Linked DNA regions of Homo sapiens: region 2 is linked to region 1. Evidence: chromatin loops called from intact Hi-C (ENCODE). Cell type or tissue: PC-3. All regions are shown on one strand.

Evidence for each region. Peaks named below come from ENCODE experiments on the same cell type or tissue, not always from the same donor. Only the 100,000 strongest peaks of a DNase experiment are listed, where the experiment ranks them.
Region 2: it touches region 1 in a loop (9-fold over the local background); 2 of 110 quality-filtered maps call a loop at or near these places.

The regions. Positions count from the first base shown.
Region 1 is chr1:3,584,436-3,592,435 of GRCh38, forward strand. The region is part of intron 3 of MEGF6 (multiple EGF like domains 6); the gene reads right to left. Among named protein-coding and RNA genes, the nearest start is that of MEGF6, 23 kb to the right of the region's middle. RefSeq lists enhancers at 5,713-6,278, 6,279-6,843, 7,324-8,000. In PC-3, CTCF peaks have their summits at 3,724 (motif pointing right), 7,228 (motif pointing right) and 7,447 (motif pointing right); a DNase peak (open chromatin) is centred at 3,116; H3K27ac peaks cover 922 bases.
Region 2 is chr1:3,487,873-3,495,872 of GRCh38, forward strand. MEGF6 (multiple EGF like domains 6) reads right to left here. Exons shown (of 37, transcript NM_001409.4): 31 at 6,741-6,869; 32 at 6,499-6,627; 33 at 6,124-6,252; 34 at 5,899-6,027; 35 at 4,767-4,895; 36 at 3,040-3,087; 37 at 79-2,717. The coding sequence ends at 2,656. Among named protein-coding and RNA genes, the nearest start is that of ARHGEF16, 37 kb to the left of the region's middle. RefSeq lists silencers at 3,429-3,478, 3,499-3,628 and enhancers at 3,748-4,273, 4,274-4,798. In PC-3, CTCF peaks have their summits at 3,516 (motif pointing right) and 3,719; DNase peaks (open chromatin) are centred at 3,569 and 5,169; H3K4me3 peaks cover 269 bases; H3K27ac peaks cover 495 bases.

The DNA of each region.
Region 1 (8,000 bases):
CCACCAGGCGGATCAAGCCTTCCTCTCCTCCTTCCTCGCCCACCACCCTGGCTCTCCAAAGGTGATCGCTGGAGCAGGGGCAGTGCACCCAGAACCTTCCAGAAGAAGGAGCTCCAGCTGCCACTAAGCATCACTCTGGACTCTGGTGACTGGCGCCACGTCTGTGCCTCATGGCCTGTGTTCCCCCACACCAGAGTCCCAGGGCAGGCCCACGTCCCCTCACCATGCACCAGCAGAAACCTCCAGGGGACAGGGACGGAGCCGAGGATCAGGGACTCCTGCCCCTTCTGCTGAGGACATTGAGCAGTCCCCAGGCCTGCATCTGAGACGGTAACCACAGAATCCAGGGTAGGTCTCTGCCCGCAAGCACCGGGGAGGCATGGGCGGGTGGTAAGGCCGCTGCCCTCAGCACCTGCACACCCCCTGGATGGGGCTCCCAGCCCGGAGGTGCCTGGGGACTCTAAGGCGTCACGGGGCTCCCCACCCAGCACCCTACAGGGCAGCTCTTGTGCTGAAGAGGGAACAGAAGGAGGTTCTGGGCCAGGTGTGAGGATGGAGCTGCAGCCATGAATGGGAGCAGGTGTAGGTGTGAGTGACACACGTCCTGTGTGTGGGAGTGAGTGACACGTGTCCTATGTGTGAGTGTGAGTGAGGACACATGTCCTGTGTGAGGACGTATGTCCTGTGTGTGGGTGTGAGTGACACATGTCCTGTGTGTGGGTGTGTGGACACGTCCTGTGTGTGGGTGTGAGTGACACATGTCCTATGTGTGAGTATGAGTGAGGACACTTGTCCTGTGTGTGGGTGTGAGTGACATATGTCCTGTGTGTGGGTGTGTGGACGCATGTCCTGTGTGTGGGTGTGCGGACGCATGTCCTGTGTGTGGGAATGAGTGACACATGTCCTATGTGTGTGAGTGAGGACACACGTCCTGTGTGTGGGTGTCTGGACGCATGTCCTGTGTGTGGGTGTGAGTGACACATGTCCTGTGTGTGGGTGTCTGGACGCATGTCCTGTGTGTGGGTGTGAGTGACACATGTCCTGTGTGTGAGGACACTTGTCCTGTGTGTGGGTGTGAGTGACACATGTCCTGTTGTGGGTGTGACACATGTCCTGTGTGTGGGTGTGAATGAGGACACATGTCCTGTGTGTGGACACGTCCTGTGTGTGGGTGTGAGTGACACATGTCCTGTGTGTGGGTGTGTGGACGCATGTCCTGTGTGTGGGTGTGTGGATGCATGACCTGTGTGTGGGTGTGACATATGTCCTGTGTGTGGGTGTGAGGACGCATGTCCTGTGTGTGGGTGTGAGTGACACATGTCCTGTGTGTGAGGACACTTGTCCTGTGTGTGGGTGTGAGTGACACATGTCCTGTTGTGGGTGTGACACATGTCCTGTGTGTGGGTGTGAATGAGGACACTTGTCCTGTGTGTGGGTGTGAGGACACATGTCCTGTGTGTGGACACGTCCTGTGTGTGGGTGTGAGTGACACATGTCCTGTGTGTGGGTGTGAGGACGCATGTCCTGTGTGTGGGTGTGTGGACGCATGTCCTGTGTGTGGGTGTGTGGACACATGTCCTGTGTGTGGGTGTGTGGACGCATGTCCTGCGTGTGGGTGTGAGTGTGGACACACGTGCTGTGTGTGGGTGTGAGGACACATGTCCTGTGTGAGTGACACGTGTCCTGTGTGTGGGTGTGACACATGTCCTGTGTGTGTGTGAGGACACATGTCCTGTGTGTGGGTGTGAGTGTGGACACACGTGCTGTGTGTGAGGACACATGTCCTGTGTGTGGGTGTGAGCGAGGAGACATGTCCTGTGCATATGATTGAGCATGGTGTGTGAGCATATGTCTGCACATAAGCATGCATGTGGCGTGTGGCCTTGTGCACGCTCGAGTGAGCATGTATGGGCATGATCGTGAATAGGTGCTCACAGATGTGTGTGCGTATGCGTGTGTGTGTGCCAATCTGTGCAAGGCAGTGCATGAGTGAGCTCGTCTGGTGGGCGGCGGGTGCAGATGCAAACGTGTGCCTGGCACAGGGGTCTGTGAGTCTGGATGTGACTCCATAGGAGGAGAGACGTGGGGTGTAGGGGTGGGGGTCACAGTGGGACAGCAGGTCCTGCCAGGCCATTTGTGAAGCCCGTGCTGTGTCTGCATGGAGGAAAAGGGAGCCCAGAGCCTGGGGGGCCAGCTCAGCCAATTCCCACGCTGGGACTCGGGGCTGGCATGCGGCCCGAACGGAAAAGGAAAAGCAAATGGCGGAGGCAGGAAAATGGAGGGCGGCCCGGGGTCCACAGAGGGCCCTGCAGCCCCTTCCCAGCAGGCCCAGCCAACCAGGTGGGCAGAGGCCACAGGGCCCAGATGACCCAGGAGGGGAGGGAGACCTGCCGGGCCCGCCGGCCTGATGGTCCAACAGCTGGACATGGGGCCCCAAGCCCAGGCCTCACCCTGGCACCCCTGACTATAGGTGCCAAGGCCGCAGGTGCACCAGAGCCCAGATCCAGGGCAGTGTCCAGCAGCCTGGACCCCCATCGATTCTGCCAACCCCACCTGTGTGCAAGGAGGAAGGCCACCACCCCCGTCCGGGGTTTCTGCAGCAACACAAGCTGTATATAGCACCCTTGACATAAGTAACTCCATCTTAGAGTCAGACTCTATTTCATATCTCACAGGGCACTTTGCCAACAAGGACAAGCTGTCTGTTGCTTAATAAACAAATTTTAAAAATAAAGATTGCATGCAACACAAACAAGCACACTCTCCACTCTCAGGCCTCACCGAGGACTCCGCGGTCATAACACCAGCGGGCCTTCAGCTGCTGGAAAGGGCTGTCCTCGTGGAAAGAAGTCAGCATCTGCCCCGAAGGCTCTGCCACATCAGAGGCCCTTGTAAGGCCCACGGAGGCCGCCAGGGCCAGACCAGGAGATGCTTTTTGTCTTTGTTTGTCTTTTGTCTTTCCTCCCGTTGACCCTTTCTCCTATCTCTTTTTCTCCCGGTGTTCAATGTGACTTTGTTTGTTGTGAAATGTTTAACCTATAGCATTTATATATTGACTAAGTACACTGTGATGTATAGTTTGCAATGTTGACGGGCGTGTGGAGCGGCGGGAGCCTGCGTGCCTGCGGCTCTGACTACAGAGTGAACCGGAAGCACGAAGGAGAACCGCCTCCTCACGAACTTCATGGAGCTCACAGCCTCTGTGATAGAAATAGCATCAATAAAGTCTGACATTGTGGAAAGACAGGATCATGCTCATGCGTGGACCTGGCTATCTCTGAGCCTGCACTGCTCATGAGACAAACCATCGCAACACCTCCCTGCAGACTCAAAGCCTGCGCAGGCCATGGATTTCCTGAGAATGTGTTTGTCCTCCCTGGACAGCTCAGCATCCCCCAGGTAGCAAGGGGACAGGAGGGGCCAGGAGGGGACAGGAGTGGCCAGGAGTGGCCAGGAGGGGGCAGGAGTGGCCAGGAGGGGGCAGGAGAGGCCAGGAGGGGGCAGGAGGGGGCAGGAGGGGGCAGGAGGGGGCAGGAGTGGCCAGGAGGGGGCAGGAGAGGCCAGGAGGGGGCAGGAGGGGACAGGAGGGGGCAGGAGTGGCCAGGAGGGGGCAGGACAGGGCAGGAGGGGACAGGAGTGGCCAGGAGTGGCCAGGAGGGGGCAGGAGTGGCCAGGAGGGGGCAGGAGGGGACAGGAGGGGGCAGGAGGGGGCAGAAGGGGACAGGAGGGGGCAGGAGGGGGCAGGAGTGGCCAGGAGGGGGCAGAAGGGGACAGGAGGGGGCAGGAGGGGACAGGAGGGGGCAGGAGGGGGCAGGAGTGGCCAGGAGGGGGCAGAAGGGGACAGGAGGGGGCAGGAGGGGACAGGAGGGGGCAGGAGGGGGCAGGAGTGGCCAGGAGGGGGCAGGAGTGGCCAGGAGGGGGCAGGAGGGGGCAGGAGTGGCCAGGAGGGGGCAGGAGTGGCCAGGAGGGGGCAGGAGGGGGCAGGAGTGGCCAGGAGGGGGCAGGAGAGGCCAGGAGGGGGCAGGAGGGGACAGGAGGGGGCAGGAGTGGCCAGGAGGGGGCAGGACAGGGCAGGAGGGGATAGGAGTGGCCAGGAGTGGCCAGGAGGGGGCAGGAGGGGGCAGGAGGGGACAGGACAGCCTGGAGAGAAGCTCTGGGTAGTCGCACTGAAGCGTCCTCCCTGGGCCGTGGGTGCCTGGGGGTCTGCCCCAGAGTCGAGGGCCAGGCAGGCTGGGCACAGAGAAGGGCTCCAAGGTCCTGCAGCCCCAGCCTTCACAGAGGCAGGGCCGGGCCCAAGCTCTCTAGACTCAGTTCTTGCTCCATCTGCAAATCCAGAATCCCACCCCTTCTCTCTGCCCCTCCTGACCCCCTGAACTGAGTGAGCCCTGTCACCTCTCACAAGGGCCACCATGAAGCAGCCCTCACTCCCACCTCTGCCCTGCACGGCAGGCCCAGCCCCTCCTTTGCACAGACTCTGCCCCTGCCCTCATGAGGGCCCCAGGCCTATCCCCCTGTGGTGGGGTGGAAATCCTGTCCCCCAAATATTCCTGCCTTCCTGTGACCTCTAAATGTGACCCTGCTTAGAAATGGGGTCTTTGCAGATGTGATGAACACCACGACTGAGATGAGGCCCTGCTGGATTAGGGTGGGCCCTAGGGCCTATAGAAAAGGCCCCAGAGACACACAGAGGGGAGATGACCATGTAGAGACGGAGGCAGAGTGGGGAACGAGGCGTCTACAACCACGGAACGCCGCGGAAGCTGGAAGAGATAGGAAGGACCCTCCCCTAGAGCCTCAGGAGCAGGCACAGCCTTGCTGACACCTTGATCTGAGGCTTCTCTCCTCCAGAACTGTGAGAGAGTAAACTCACATTGGTTTCAGTGCTTGGCTCGTGGTCCCTCGCTGCAGCAGCCCCGGGAGCTCATACCTGCGCCCCCCACCCCACGCCCGTCCCATTTGCTCCAGCCACAAGATCCTGCCTCAGGGCCCCGCACCTTCTGTTCCCTACTCAGTGACCTCTTCCCAGGGACGTGCAAGGCCCACCCCTCACATCAGTAGACCACCACCACCCGGACAGAGGAGCCTTCCTGGACCCCCATCCAAGCCAGCACCACCCAGCCCCTCTGCCCCTTCCTCCTGCCTCACTTTACTCCGTAGCATTTCTCACTGGCGGCTTCATCCTTTCCTGAGTGTCTCCTGCAAGGACAGGAGCCCCAGGAGGTCAGGGCAGGTGCAGGTTTCTGCTCACTGCTACCCTCTGGGTCCTGAGCACCGTGGCTGGGCCTCCATGACCGTATGTCAAGTGGATCGCCTGCATCGGCCCCGTTCAACACATTTTAGGGCACTGTTTTATCTCTGTGACTTTGTGGCTTCTTTATTTTCCTTTTCTAAGATGGCCTCAAGATTCAAGGTGCAATTAGTTTGGGAAAGCCTGTATAGTCTGTCTCAGGAATCCACAGGGCACATTCGCATATTAAAGGCTCTGAAAATTCCTGCAAAAGAAGAAATCTGCTGAACTCTGGTTTAGGAAGCGCTTACTGGACCACAGAATCCCTTCCCAGTGCCCATCACAGCCCATGGAGCTGGTGCAGCTCCTAACTGTATGCTGAGGCCCTGCCTCTCCGTCCAGTGGCCTCCCCCTCCCCTGGGCCAGGCCAGCACAGCCCGTATGAGGAGTTGCGGGGTACAGGGGGCTGCAGGCAGGGTATTCCTGGGCTTTGTTCCTCCACGGTTCCATCTCAGGGTGTACATGCGGAAGGACCAGCGAGTCAGCTGCTCCAGGCTGGCGCTCATCTGCCACTCTGCCCACCGGGGAGCCCGGCTTGGAGGAGGGGTGCCCAAGGTAAATGGTGCTGCCAGGACCAGGGAGACTCCGGCTGAAACATGGGCAGGGTCTGGGAAAAACCTGGCACCGGACCAGGATAAAAGTGGAATTCAGAGAATCCATGAGCAGGAAGGACACCCCCCCAGCAAGAGGAGTGGGTCCGAACCCCACTGCACCCGGGCCACAGGCTCCGCAAGGCGTTGTGGGCTCTGGAAGCCCCGGTCATGAGGCCCCACCGCCCCGCCCGGCACTAAGTAAGTGGCTCTCAGGGAAATCATAACACGATTAGCAGCTTCCGGCCAGTCTCACGGGCGTTAGCCTACTCCTCGCTCCTACACAAACACGGCAGGGCTCCCAGGCCCTGACATTGTCCTCCACGGCCGGGTGTCCAGGTCACACGGAAGCAAGGAAATTTCACAACGGCTGGGGGCTGGGGGGCATCATCGGCTCAGGGGCCTCCCCTGTCCCTCCCCTGCCAGCAGGGGCTGGAGGGTGATGGAGAAACAAGGAAGGGGGCAAAGGGTGAGAAAAGAGAGGGCAGAGACAGAGCCAAGCCCTGACCCACAGGGCCCTCTAAAGAGTGAGCGTCTGTCCTGCACAGGGGCCGTGTAAAGAGCGAGCATCTGTCCTGCACAGGGGCCGTGCACCCCACCATCATCCTCCAGCTCACAGGGACAGCGGTGCCCTGGTCTAGGAAGCAGGGAGGACCCTGGCTGGGCGCGGCCCCAGTGCCCACAGGCACACTGGCTGGGGAGACCGTGAGCAGCCGTGTGTGACTCTCAGCAGACCCCACAGAGGCAGAGCCTCCCAGGGGCTGAGGGGCTCCAGCACCTGCAGGGACCTTGAGACTCCCACCCAACACAAGCCCCCGACCCCACCAGCAGCCGCGCCCCGCCCTCCTCGCATGAGCCAGCAGAGATGGGAAGCGCACGGCAGAGCTGGAATGTGGCGTCGGAAACGCTCGGCTAACCCAGGGTGGGAAGGCAGAGCCTCAGCTGAGCACGGGGAGGCAGGAAGAGATATCCCAGAACCACCGAGCAGGGGGTAAGGCCCTGGGCTCGGTCCCCAGAGACCCCTGCTCACAAGCCCTTGGCCAAGGGATGCCAAGACCAAGGTGCCCGATCACCATGTGTGCCACTGTCACTGTCACTGCTACTAACAGGAGTCACCACAGGCCAAGCAGACTTCACCCAGGCCTCCTCCTCTAAGAACAAGAGCTGGCACTGCTTGAGCTCTTACTGTATACAGGCACCAAGCAAAGGCTCCACATGAAGTGACTCATTTAATCCCAGGTTTTCAGGTGGGTGTTGTCACACCTAAGTCCTGGAGCCTGAGGCCTGATGGGGGCGCGGGCGAGGGGGCTGTTGGGGGCTGCTACCAAGGTCTCAGAGCTCACAAGGGACCTGATGGGGGCGCCAGCGAGGCAGCTGGTGGGGGCTGCTACCAAGGTCTCGTAGCTCACAAGGGACCCGATGGGGGCGCCGGCAAGGGGGCTGTTGGGGGCTGCTACCAAGGTCTCGTAGCTCACAAGGGACCGGATGGGGGCACCAGCGAGGGGGCTGGTGGGGGCTGCTACCAAGGTCTCGTAGCTCACAAGGGACCGGATGGGGGCACCAGCGAGGGGGCTGGTGGGGGCTGCTACCAAGGTCTCGTAGCTCACAAGCGACCTGGAGGGAACTGAGCCCAGTACTGAGCCATGTTTTCCACTCTTGGCTGCTTGGACGGGCATCGGCATCCGGCCCATCAGCGAACACTTGCTCCACATGCTGGCTCAGGTCAGGCCAGGCCAGGGTCCCTGAGGCCACCCATTCTGCCCTGCCAGGGCACTACTGTGGGATGCAGAGAAGCCCCCAGCCCCAGCCAGCCCAACAACCTCACACAGTGGCCCCAGGAGAGCAGCCGGTCTAGAGAGAGGCTGGCACGGTGCCCCCAGGCCTGCAGGTCCCGGCGTGCAGCCCACTGCCCTGAGAGGGGCAGCTTGAGGAAGGGCCTGCAGGCTTCCCTGCCTAGACTGGAGGCCTCGTGGTGTGGGGAGGTCCAAAAGCCTTGGCCAGGCCCCCCGCTGACCCTGACTCACTGCTCCCTCTCTGACGTTCCGGGCTCCCAGGCAGCCCCCCAGACACTCCCGCAGTCCCCAGCACCACCCTCCAGGCCCCCAATGGCCCTCATCTGCTCA
Region 2 (8,000 bases), 97 kb before region 1:
GGTTTACTCTGCATGTCTGTGTTTCTACCCTTTGAAGCATGTCTTTTATAGTAAAAATACTATTTAGTATATTTTTAATGCAGTCTAGTCTGTTTTTAATGATGTTTTTAATTGACAATAATTGTAGATATTCATCGGATACACAGTGATGTTTTGATACATGGGATGTCTAGTGATCAAATCAGGGTAATGAGCATATCATCATCTCAAGCGTTTATTATGTGTGTTGAGAATGTTCAATATCCTCCTTCTTGCTGCTTGAAACTATATAATATATGGTCAGGAGTTTGTTTTTCCGTCGTCATTTGTAACCGTTAACATTAGGATCTGTGAGCGTGTTTTCTAGTTATTCTGCTTTATTTTCCTCTGCTCCTGACCGCCGTTGGATAGCTGAGATTTCCTCCGGATGGGCAGAAGCTCGGCCTGCCTTATGGCTTCCGTAGCTGAACACTGTGTCTTCACTGAGCGGGATGAGTGATTGGTACCTGCCAGGCCCCCCGTCCACACCCTCACACCATGCTGAGACTGTCGGGGGTTCCCATTGGGGAGTAATGGTGATATTCTGACTCTCTGAATTCCTAGGCCATTTGGGAACTGTGGTGACTGAATATCTCAGAGCACCCTCCTGGCTTCTTTCTCTTCTGGCTGGAGAACGTCTCTAAGAGCATTTTAAAATCAGGCTTTTCTGTAGAAAAATGGCCGAGGCCTTGAAGGCCTAAGAATAACATGGACTTTGCATGCCTTTGATAGTTTAGCTGGATGTAAAATTCAGCCTTCAAATATTTCCTTCAAACTCTGAGGATGGAACATCACAGTTTTCTGGCTCTCCGTGTTTCTCACGTATAGTCTGAGGTCAATTTGATTCCCATTCTTTTTTCTCTGGGACTTTAGAATTTATCTTTGACATTGATGTTCTTCAAGGTCTTATGGCTTTTTTATGTTATTTTTCCACCTTGTGCATTTCCAGGCTGACTGAGATCATTCACCTTTAGATCTGAGAACGTCTTGGTCGTCGTTGCTTCATGTCAATGACTTCTTACTTTTGTATTTTGCAGTTAGATGGATGTGAATGAACACCTCCCTTACCCATTTCCATTCATCTATCTCTGTACGTTGTCTCTCTTTACGCCTCCCTGCTATTCCTGGGAGAATCTCCTGAGCTGTATCCACTCACCCCATCTGCTGGATGCTTCATTTCAAGGTATGCGTTTTCCACACTCCGTCTGCACCCCAGTCCGTCTCTCTCTGGCTGCTGCTTCTGCATCCCCACCATCCTGCCCTCCCTTATCACTGTTCTACTTTAAAGTCTCCCCACAGCGGTCCATTCATCAGCTTCCTCTGTGACAGCTCCCTTGCTGTCTGTGAGCAACCAAGCTCACTGGACTCCTCCTCCTCCTGCTGGTGAAATTGTCTGCCCTGGGGCCTCAGCTACCTTGGCTGGTTTTAGGGTGATGGGGGCGGCAGCCCAGACCCTAAGGGGGCCTTCTTAAGGGAGAGAGAGTCCTATGTTGCGGTGTGAGTGCAGCCCTCTCCATTGGCCACCCCACTCTGCAGAGGAGCCCCCAGCCACCACCTCTACCCTCTGCCTCTTCCTTCCACTCTGGGCCCTTCTTCCAGGAGAAGTCAGCCTCAGCCCATGAGTGCCAGGTGCTCGGGAGGGCTGGTCTGTCCTCACCCAGGGAGTCCCTGCCCCTGCGATGCTGCCCTCCCCCCACTGCTGATGCTCAGGTAGGGGTGGGTGGGGTGAGCCCAAGGGAGTTCGGCCTCAGTCCAGGTTGCCCCTCCACACCAGCCCTCCTCCCCCTGGGCCATTCTCTGGGAACAGCCAGTCTCTGGGTCTCAGCGGTAATGAATGCAGCCCCAGCGTTCTCCTCAATAGCACTGGGAACTGAGATGAGTCCCAACTTCTTCACTTGTGTGGCACCCCCACCCCTGCAAAGGGCCCCGGGTGCACTGGGAGGTCCCTGGGTGCACCGTTATGCTGGCCGGGCCCCAGGGAGGAGCCCACACAGAGTCCACGTAACACAGCAAACACACAGGCCACGAGGAGGTTGCCTGCTCCTTTACCTTCCTAGGTTTACATGGTACCGGAGCCAGCAGCCTGGTGAGCCCGCAGGAGCCTGCAGACCTGAATCAGGGTTTCTGGGGATTGGGCAGGAGATGACAGGCAGCTTCCAGCTGATCCCAGGGCTGCAGCGGGCATGTGCAGTGGCCCATAAATACCTTTACATAAATACGGGCTGGGCGACTTCCAGTCCCAGGGCCTAGCACCAAAAAGCCTGCCTGGAGGACAGTGGCCCTGTGCCTGCACCTGCGCCTGCACCCACACTGGCGCCCACACCTGTCCTCAGTCCAACTCAGAGCCGCGGGGAGAGCGGGACTTCCTCAGCCCAGGCCCAGAGCGTGCCCCTGGGTTCTGCAGAGCCAGGCCAGGAGGCGCCTCTCTTCCAGCGGCCATGCGAGGCTTCCCTCCTCAAGGCCACACCAGCCTCCAAGAGCGACAGGTTGCTGGGCTGTCCACAGCCCTCCACGGCCCTCAAAGGAAGGGCAGTACCAGGAGCTCTGGGCCCGTGAAGTGTCCTTCTCAGTGGTCACCAAAGGCCAGGGTCCCCTCTGGCTGGGACTGGAGAGGCGGGCTCCACGGGACTGCCTCTACTAGTGCCTCGCTGGTCCACCGCTCCGGGATGTGGGTCTGCTGGAGGCGGGCAGTGTGCCCGCTGGGGAAAAGGAGAAAAGAGGGCCAGTCCAGGGTGGGGCGGGTGCTCCCAGAACAGACTGGGTTCTGGGTTGGCACCTCTCCCTCCCACCCCTCCCTTCAGCAGCTCAGCCCAGCAGGTGGGTGGGGCCCACCCATCCTTCCCAGCCTGTCCTTCCCAGCTCTGGCCCCAGCCTTGGTCTCTGAGCTCCAGATTCCTGGGGCCCAAGGCCCCGGGTGCAGCTGCTGCCCTGTGGGGCCCAGATTATACTTAAGCACTCTTCGTTGACTTTGCCATAACCCACCCTCCTGGCAAGCCCACGGGCATTCCCCACACCCCTTACCTGAGCCCTGGGCTAAGGACGGGTTCTCGGGGAGCCGGAGGGGCCCACCTGGAGGGGAGAGAGAGCAGGCCATGTTAGTACCCCCAGCCTTGAGTGAGCCACAGTAATGGCAGCAAGGCGTGACCCCATCCAGGCCTTCAGGGACCTCCACTTCCCCCGCACAGTCTCCTTCCCTTCTCAGTCCTTTGCACTCGGGGAAGGAACGGGGGCGGGAGCTGGGGGGGGGGGCTCTCCCTCTCCCCATAGGAAAGCTCTCAGCCCCTCCAAGCCTCTACTACCCGCGACATCAGGGGCTTTACCGAACGCCAAGCCAAGTCCACTCCAGGGGAGGGCGCAGGACCCAGGACTCCCCACGCCCAGCAACACACTGCCCATGGGGCCCCAGGCTCCTGAGGCCTCCAGCTCAATGTCAAGGCACTGCCCCCGGCACCCGGCACCCAGCGCAGGTGCCGGCAGCCGGCGGTGCAGTACCACAGATGACCACTAGATGCCGCTGCCGGGCAGCCTTTTGTCCCTGCACCAGCGCACAGGCTGCTGCCCCGCCCCTCCTCTCCTCGCCCCGCCCCGCTCCACCGAGATGGGGGCTCCCCTGTCTTAAGGCTCTGAACAATCTGCAGCCAGGACTGCCTTAGAAAGGCACAAACAGATGCACACATACACAAAGTCAAGACTATTTGGGGGCCTCCAAGCGGAGGACCCCAAGTGTGAAATCCCCAGTTAGCCAAAAAGCAGAGCCTGCAGCCTGGCGCCCGGCCTTTGCCCCGCCCACATGTCTTGCCCCGCACAGGCCCCAAGCCTGCCTCCCACTTCCCTCTGCAGAGACAACCTTTCCCAACACCGCTGGGGGGTACACGGTGCGGGGGTGGGGGGGGGGGTGCGGGCAGCAAAGTCTGGGCTGGCCAGAGGGGTGGGGGCATCCCAAAAGCACTGCCTGCAGGCAGAGAGCACATTCCAGGACAGCCTCAGGGTCCTGAAGGTGGTGCTAAGGAGCCACCCTCACACAGGTGCTGGAGCACGCTCACACATGCCCGGCACACACGCCTGTGCCCCCTGCCGCACATGCATGCACTATTGCGCAGACGCACTGGCTACATTCACACACTGATGCACACGTAACACACAGGCACTGGCACGCACAGGTGCCTGCTGCCTGTGCAGGACTGCGTGCGTGGACTGGCACGCACAGGTGCCTGCTGCCCGTGCAGGACTGCGTGCGTGGACTGGCACACACTGGGTGCCACACACATGTACTGGCACACATGCACACACACCCTGCTGTACGCACTGTTGCACGTGCGTGCACAGACACACCCTCACACCCTGGTGCACGTGTATGGGGGGCAGGAGGGGCAGGGATGGCCAGCGTCCATCCACACTGTGGATGGTCCAGCCCAGCCATGGGGTCATGACCCTCTTCAGGCCCCCGGTGCAGTTTGCAGCCCACCCTTGCAGCTGTTGGGGCTGGGAAAGATGGGCTGTTTCCAGCTGGCAGCATGGCCCACCCCTGTCCCCTGGTTAAGTGACTGTGAAGCTCACACTCCACCCATCAGAAGCCAAGTGACACTCTGGGTACCGGGTGGGGACAGATGACATTCGCTATGTCTGAATAGCCATAGGGTGACCCGGCCAACTCCGCAGTGGGTGAGAGAGGGATCCTCTGCCAGGGTGGAGCTGAGGCTGATTGGGGGATGGTGCCTTCCCGCCCTTCCCCAGGAAGCCCAGCTCACCTTCCCGGCACGTGGGCCCCATGTAGCCATCCACACAGTGACACTGCCCACTGACAGGGTCGCAGTCAGCCCCACCCCCGCAGTCACAGTGCAGGGTGCAGCTGGGCCCAAACTGGCCCCTTCTGCAATCTGCAAGGCGGAGGGGGCGGGAGACAAACCTGAGCATCATCCTTGCCTTCCCCGCGCCAAGGAGCCTGGGCCTAGGGGCCCGCGGCAGAGCCCAGGTGGAGTGAAGCCTTCTGCCTGGGTGTGTGCGGGAGCTAAGACCTTGGGCCTCGGTTTCCCCTGAGGAGTAAACAGTCCCTGCCCTGCCTTCCTCAGCTACATTCTGCAGCCAGTGAGCTCCTGCATGAGAAAGCCCAGGCCCCAGGCACACGTCCAGAGTCACCACCGAGTTCCTGCCCCGCCCCAGGAGGGCAAACAGGAGCCAGTGTTCAGGGATGCCCCCTCAGGGCACAACAGGCCTGAGAGCCACAAGGCCAGGTAAGCAGCCCCAGCAGGTGAGCCCCTCCTATCCTCAGGTGGGTCCCTCCTATCCTCAGGTGAGCCCCTGCTATCCTCAGGTGAGCCCCTCCTATCCTCAGGTGGGTCCCTCCTATCCTCAGGTGAGCCCCTCCTATCCTCAGGTGAGCCCCTCTTATCCTCAGGTGAGCCCCTCCTATCCTCAGGTGGGTCCCTCCTATCCTCAGGTGAGCCCCTGCTATCCTCAGGTGAGCCCCTCCTATCCTCAGGTGGGTCCCTCCTATCCTCAGGTGAGACCCTCCTATCCTCAGGTGGGGCCCTCTGGGCTGGAGGGGCCACAGCCCCCTTGATGTCCCCCAGTCCACAGCTGGCAGATCAGGGAAGTCTTTCCACCCAACCAGAGCCCCCTCCCATGACCATGGCCTTCCTGGGACGTTGTGGGGGCCACACGGCAGGGCCTGGCCTAAGGCTCCAGCAGGAGGGCCATGCTTGGTACCGCATGTCCCAGCAGCTGACTCCAGCCCCCCCAGGGGGCACAGTCCAGGTGCAGAGGCAACAAGAGGGGTTGGTGGCCAGCCCAGGACTGGCACAGGTAGGGCCCAACCAATCAATATTGGTCACTGATGGAGACCCACACCCACGCCCTTCCTGGGCAGGACCCCAGACTCACCCAGGTTACAGGTGGCTCCTGAGCGCCCTGGTGGGCAAAGGCAGAGACCGGTGACAGGGTCACAGGGTGCCCCCCCGTCACAGTCACAGCGCTGGTGGCAGCCCTCTCCAAATGAACCTGGCTCACACCCTGGTGGGGGCAGTGGGCTCAGTGTCCCCCTCCTGTCCTGCACCCAGACGGGACGGGGCCAGGGAGCGGGGGTTCAGGGAGGCACCAAGCACTCACCCCTCTCACAGAAGTGGCCGTGGAAGCCGGCAGGGCAGAGGCATCGGCCACTGATGGGGTCGCAGGGGGCTCCATGTTGACACCAGCACAACCCCTGGCAGCCAGCCCCGTGGAAGCCAGGGGGACAGGCTGAAGGACGCCGGTTACCACGAGACAAGGGCACACGGTGGCAGAAATGTCCAGTTTGCCCAGAGTGAGTAAAACCCGCCAATCCAGGGGCCCGAGAAAAGCCCCCTCCTGCCCGTCCTCGTCCCTCCCCACTGCTGCTGGCTCCCCACCTCCCCACCACTTCACTGCTGCCTGGATCACCCACACGGGAGGAGTGGACAGTGGCTCAAAGGGGCCCCAGCCCAGCTGCACAGGCCCCCAACTCACGGTGCTCGCAGGCCTGGCCATAGAAGCCGGGGCCGCAGCGGCAGGTGCCCGTGGCAGGCTCACACGTGCTGTTGTTGTGGCAGGAGCACTCCAGATGGCAGGCGGCTCCGTAGCGCCCAGGGGGACAGGCTGGGGACAGGGCAGGGTGGGCAGTCCTTCGGCACCAGCCTTGCCCAGCCCTATGGCAGCCCAGGGCACCTCCCTGAGGGGATGCTGGGGTCCCGCTGGCCCCGCACACTCACCCAGCTCGCAGTGCCGCCCCGTCCAGCCCAGGCCACAGGAGCAGCTGCCGTTGCTGGCGTGGCACAGGCCCCCATTTCTGCAGGAGCAGGTGTGCTCGCAGCCCACGCCAAACCGGTTCTGGGGGCAGCCTGGAGACAGAAGGCAGGTGCTGCCTGGAGCTCTGGCCGAGGGCTGGGCTCCCTCTGGGGATATGTCCCCACAGGCTGACAGTCACTCGGTAAATGCTTCCTGAGGCCCATCAGTGCCAGTCTCTGCCTGCTGGGCGGGCACATGCCAGGGAGTGGCACCAGCCGCATCCTCTCATTCCTTGGTCATCTCAGGCTGCCAAGTGCCAGGCCTGGTCTAGGAACTGAGGGTGGCTCAGTCATGAAGGGGCTGGGTGAGCGCCTGCCCAGCCTGCAGGAAGGGGTTCACAGAAGGCTTCACGGAGGCAGCGGCCCACTGTGAACCAGCTGTCTCCCGCTTGGGAGTGAAGGCACATCCTTCAGGCCTGAGAAGTAGCGTGGCTGGGCTGCCGTGGGCTCAGAGGTGGCTGGCTGTAGCCCTGCTGTTACAGCCGGATGCCTGATGACCGGCCTGATGGCACTATCCTTCCTGGGAGTGAGGCGGGGCCAAGCTACATCCCAGCTGGGGCCTGAGCCCTGGGATCCTGAACCCTCTGCTGCCACAGGCTCCCAATGAGCCCAGAAGGCCAAGAACTGCTGTGGGGGCAGCCAGTCCCTTGATGCAGACTAAGGGTGGGACCAGGCCAAGAGGCTGTGGCTGTGTTCATGAGCACTGGGCCTGTCTGAGCAGGAGCCACTACGCCTGTCCCCTGGGTCCAGCCCATCTCTCTACTCTTGACTGTGCTCTAGGCCCACTTCCACTTTGGTCCCTGAGCCCTGGGCCTGGCAGAAAGGGCCAGAAGGACTCCACCCTCGGGCAGAAGACAGCCACCCAATCCCTTCTGCAAGGGGCCAGGCAGGCGCTGGGTAGGAACCTGCAGCCCCCACGGCCACCTCTATGAGGATGGGGTCACTGGGTGGCCTGAGCCTCGGGGGCTGAGTGTCGAGGTAGGGGCTGGGGTGGCATGGGACGGTCCATTCCCCCAAGCAGGGCAGCGTAGTCAACACAAGCTACAGCACTCTCATCTCAGCCCCAGGGTCAAGTGGGGAGCTGGTGGCAGCCAGGATGTGCGGGTGTCTGGGCTGGGCCCACCCCTCCAGTGTCCCCACGGCTAATCCAGTGACATCTCTGTGAAGGGCCTGTGAGCATGCCCT